Linked DNA regions of Homo sapiens: region 2 is linked to region 1. Evidence: read pairs that join two places in POLR2A ChIA-PET (ENCODE). Cell type or tissue: IMR-90. All regions are shown on one strand.

Region 1 (2,500 bases):
ATTACACTAGAGACAGAAATTATGAAGAGGTAACGCATTGATAAAGGCATGCCTCAAAGAAGGGTGAAATGTCAAGAGACCGTCAAAATCTGTAAGTCTTTTTTCCAAACTCACTCGTTTCTCTGAGTTCTTATTTTGCAACATACTCCACTCACTCCTGCCCTGTTGGAGACGCTGGGAATCGATTCCGTTTCATCCCGAGAGTCCAGCTGCTGTCTCTGTCCCTGTGCCGATATTACAGCCAGATCCCGCCTCTCTCAAACCTCCTTTGTTTAAATCCCCGTGGCAGGTTGCTGAAGCCCAGCCTTCCCTCCTCCCTCTGCCTCCCCGTTTGCATCTGCTAGCTGTTTTGCTAAAACTCCGGTAACTCTCTTTCCCCCGGCAGATTTAGTTTCCCATATCTCTTTCTTTCATTTCCCATGCCACCCCCGCCCCCTGGTTACTGCCATTCAGGGAATGAGCGCAGTGAAAGCCAGAGTTGAAGTGATGAGCTCTGGCAGGCGTGCCGCTTCCTGCTAGTCCCCTAGCAGGCGGCTGGACTTGCCCTCTCTTGTTGTTCGTGGCAAGGATCCACAGCCTGGCCTCTCAGCTCTTCCAGCGCAACCCACGGGATAGAAAATAGCTTCTGTTTTCCAACGTGCTGTTTCAGGAAACGTGACACAAGTGACATCTCAAATAAAAGAAAGCCTCATCCATCCCAGCTCCATTGTAATGCTTTTTTGGCCCCACCCCACTGTTTTTCAAAACAAGAGCTTACTGGAGGAGGAGTTCCTGTCCCAGGGGGTCTGAAATTGCTGGGGCGCCTTGGGCTCCTGACTCTGAAACGAACCCCTCTCCTCTCACTTCCAGCTTCGGCTGTGGTGTTTGTCTTAGAATACTGGGGTCAAAAGAAGAAGTCGTGAGCTACATCCACTGAGTTATATGAGACCTTAGAGCTTCATGGGAAATAATTTGAATCTTGGTCACAAATGATGCTCAGACAGGGGATTTGGTGGGCATTCAGGCTTTAACCCCCCCAGAGAACGGCATCAAATGCTCAGAAGTGTCATATGCCTGCCCAGTTAAGCTTATGGACCACCTAGGAAGTGGGTGTTTTTATCCCCTATTTGTAAATATAGTGGTGTTCTGGCCAAGGAGTATGAAGCTGTTTTACTTGGAAAGTTCTCATCTTCAACTTTCCACTTTCCCACCAACTAATTTTTAATGAAATGTAGATTAATGCATTTTATTTGGTATCCTCTTAAAATGGCTTGCAAAACACCAACTTAACCATTGACTGCCTGCCCATTTCCCCTCACTATTCACCTGACCTAAACAACTCCGTGCCTCAACCCCAACACGTTCACTACCCCACCCCATGCAGAAAGAATGTCCTTTAATGCACATTTTCTTCCATTTGAAAAGTCTCTACCCTGCCATGAATGGAATTGATAGGACAACACGCGGATTCCTTGCCTTCACAATGGGCAGGAAAGCAAGTGCTACCCTCCTGGGATTCAGGGGCACCCTGAACTCCGACCAAATGACACATCATTTCCTGAGCACACTGTCGCTTCCATTCTTCTAACTTTCATTGTTTACATTTTTCATGCGTTTCCAGCTTGTACATTATTTTTCTCTCTCCCTTACCAAAGTCTCCTAAATAAACTCTCTATATAACCCACCCCTGGATTTTTAGGTCAAGTAGAAAACAATACAATGAGAAAGCAGTTCAGTCTAATTCTTAGTGTCTTCTATGGAATCGAGCAAAGAGAATGATCTAAAATTTATGATAAAGAAAAATTCAATCCTAAGTTTTTCTTCTTCTGAATAATACTTTTAAATATTAGGTTATTGTGTATTCTACTCCTAAACAAAAGAGAGTAATTCAGTATCTTCTTTGGCAAAGATTTGTGGCTTAGAATGAACATTAAAATAGTTACAGTTTGACAAAGCATTCGGTGCACATAACTTAATTTGGGCAACAGAGTCTGTTTACATTATTGTTTCCAACTGGCCAATAACATGGGGGTTTGGATTTATACAAACTTAGGAGACAGACATTAATAGCATTACTATATTAAGAAATATAGACACTAACCAAATTAGGAATGTTCGTAATACTTCCGTACTCAATCCAGTACTTCAAATGGCATTGTGTGTTGAAAAATATAGTCGATTTTCCTCCCAGCTCTTTTGTCTGTCCTTGGGCCAATTTTCTCCACTCTCAGATTCTGGTATTAAAAAATCTTGACAGGAGAACTTTAAAAAAAATCCCTTATTGCATTAGAGGAAGACTGTTACCTTTCTTTTCTAATAGGCTGTACAACCTGCTTATCCAGACACCATGCACTTTTTTGCTACTGAGACTGAACAAGTCAGCCCTCCAGGCCTGCCTTTAACTATAGCTGAGGACAAAGTTGACACTAGCCAGCCATGCCTTGTCACTCACTTTGGATAGAATTATTCCCAAACTAGCCAATTAATCAGGCTAGACATGTTAACACTCCCCTGGGGCCAT
Region 2 (2,500 bases), 150 kb before region 1:
GAACTCCTGGGCCCAAGTGATCTGCCCACCTCAGCCTCCCAAAGTGCTGGGATTACAGGTGTGAGCCACTGTGCCTGGCCTCAATGTCTTAATATTACTAAAACATACCTTAAATTTTTTCATGTAAGTACAGTTGTTCAAATCTATGCAAATATTTTCAGCAGAGTATCTCCAGTTTAGATACAGATTTGAACAAATCAGTTCACGTCCTTGCTTTATGTCTTCAAATTATAAATTTAGGAGGTGGCTGGCTAGGATAGTTTGAGCAGAAGTAAACAAAACTAATCAGCTAACAAGCTAATCTGGGGAACAAACCAGGTGTACTGCCACATGACTTCCACTTTCTAAACAGTGAATTAGCTACCCAATCAGCCACAATCCAATCCTTATCACTCAGATCTGTTTTGATCCATTTCCACACACTTCTCATTCATTTGTTCATATTTTCCTCTCCCTATTATCCTATTTCTCACTTTGGAAAGTTTGGTTTCCCACATTTGCTTCCCTAGAAAAAAGCTTATCTATTAGCAACTCTTAGAAAAATAGGATTTATGCACCCATAAAAAGGAATGAGATCATGTCCTTTGCAGGGATGTGGATGGAGTTGGAAGCCATTATCCCCAGCAAACTAATGCAGGAAGAGAAAATTAAACACTGGCTAGGCGAGGTGGCTCATGCCTGTAATCCCAGCACTTTGGGAGACCGAGACAGGCAGATCACTTGAGGTCAGGAGTTCAATACCAGCCTGGCCAACATGGCGAAACCCCGTCTCTACTGAAAATACAAAAATTAGCTGGATGTGGTGGTGTGTGCCTGTAGTCCCAGCTACTCAGGAGGCTGAGGCACAAGAATCGCTTGAACCCGGGAGATGGAGGTTGCAGTGAGCCGAGCTCTGCCACTGCACTCCAGCCTGGGTGACAGAGAAAGACTGCATCTCAAAAAAGAAGGAAAGAAAGAAATAGAAAAGAAAAGAAAAAGAAAACCAAACACCACATGTTCTCACACAGGGGAAAAACAACACACACTGGGGCCTGTGGGAGGGGAAGGGTTGCGGGAAGGAGAGCATTAGAAAGAACAGCTAATGGATGCTGGGCTTAATACCTAGGTGATGGGATGATCTGTAAAGCAAACCACCATGGGACGTTTACCTACGTAACAAACCTGCACATCCTGCATGTGTACCCCTGAACTTAAAAGTTGAAGGAAAAAAAGAAAAAAGAAAAAAAGGATTTATACAAGAAATAAAGGAAACCAAGAAACCAAGAGCCCTACTTCATTCACCCCCCAATCTAAACTCCTTCTATGTAATTCCTTTTCTTATTGTTGAACACTTGTACTAATGGGTTTGGGCAGATCAAATTTAACTTATTTCTTCCAAACCTGAGAGAGAAGCCTTCTTTGTAACAAACTAGGACTAGGAGATAGAGAAAAAAAGAATGTATATTTGAATCACTCAAAGCTCAGCTTCTGATGAAGAGCAAGACAGCTGTTAAAGCAGCAATGGACAGTCTGCCATGTGTGAAAGTGTCCCCCAAAATTCATTTGCTGAAACTTAGTTGCCAATGTGATAGTTTAAGAGGTGAGACCTTTAGGAGGTGATGGTGACTAAGTCATAAGGGCAAACCCTCATGAACGGGATTAGAGGACTGGCGACATTATAAAAGTTGTTTTTTTTGGCAGGGCGCGGTGGCTCACGCCTGTAATCCCAGCACTTTGGGAGGCTGAGGCGGGCGGATCACTTGAGGTCAAGAGTTCAAGACCAGCTTGGCCAACATGGTTAGACCCGTCTCTACTAAAAATACAAAAATTAGCTGGGCGTGGTGGCAGGCACCTATAATCCAAGCTACCTGGGAGGCTGAGGCAGGAGAATCGCTTAAACCCAGGAGGCAGAAGCTGCAGTGAGCCGAGATCGCGCCACTGCACTCCAGCCTGGGTGACAGAGCGAGAAGCCCCCCCGCCCCCGCCAAAAAAAAAGTTGTTTTTTTCGTTTGTTTGTTTGCTTTTTTTAAACTGGCTCCAACTCTCAAGCTTGACCTTACAGAATTGTGCAGGGATCTGCTTTGCCCTTCTACCATGAGGACACAGCAACAGAGAGCCAGTCCTTACGAGACAAGAAAATCTGCTGGTGCCTTAATCTTAGACTTCCCAGCCTCTACAACTGTGAGAAATAAATCTCTATTATTGATAAATTATTCAGTCTAAGGTATTTTGTTATAGCAGTCTGAATAAACTAAGGGAACACCTAATAGAAGGAAGCCATTTATCGCTGCAAATTTACTGCTGGAAACCAATGCCTGGTGTGGATCCTCTGAAATACATGTAAGATTGGGTAGGAAAAAGGGCACCATTTTATCTGCCTTTCTTTGCAGAAAACCAACTTTCTTGGCTGAGTTACTCCTCATTCTCTGTCCCCTGGGAAAATGCAACAAAAACAGCATAAAATGTTTGGTACTGAAGAAAAAAATTTACCTGTTCAGTCTTTCTCTCCCTTGATTCTGCC

The links. Peaks named below come from ENCODE experiments on the same cell type or tissue, not always from the same donor. Only the 100,000 strongest peaks of a DNase experiment are listed, where the experiment ranks them.
Region 2: POLR2A ChIA-PET joins it to region 1 with 10 read pairs; 13 of 35 experiments call an interaction of 5 or more read pairs at or near these places.

What each region holds. Positions count from the first base shown.
Region 1 is chr6:10,553,974-10,556,473 of GRCh38, reverse strand. All of the region lies in intron 3 of GCNT2 (glucosaminyl (N-acetyl) transferase 2 (I blood group)), which reads right to left. Among named protein-coding and RNA genes, the nearest start is that of GCNT2, 34 kb to the right of the region's middle. RefSeq lists an enhancer at 1-748. In IMR-90, no CTCF peak of the experiment used is centred here; no DNase peak of the experiment used is centred here; H3K4me3 peaks cover 622 bases; H3K27ac peaks cover 909 bases.
Region 2 is chr6:10,699,533-10,702,032 of GRCh38, reverse strand. All of the region lies in intron 2 of PAK1IP1 (PAK1 interacting protein 1), which reads right to left. Among named protein-coding and RNA genes, the nearest start is that of PAK1IP1, 5.8 kb to the right of the region's middle. In IMR-90, no CTCF peak of the experiment used is centred here; no DNase peak of the experiment used is centred here.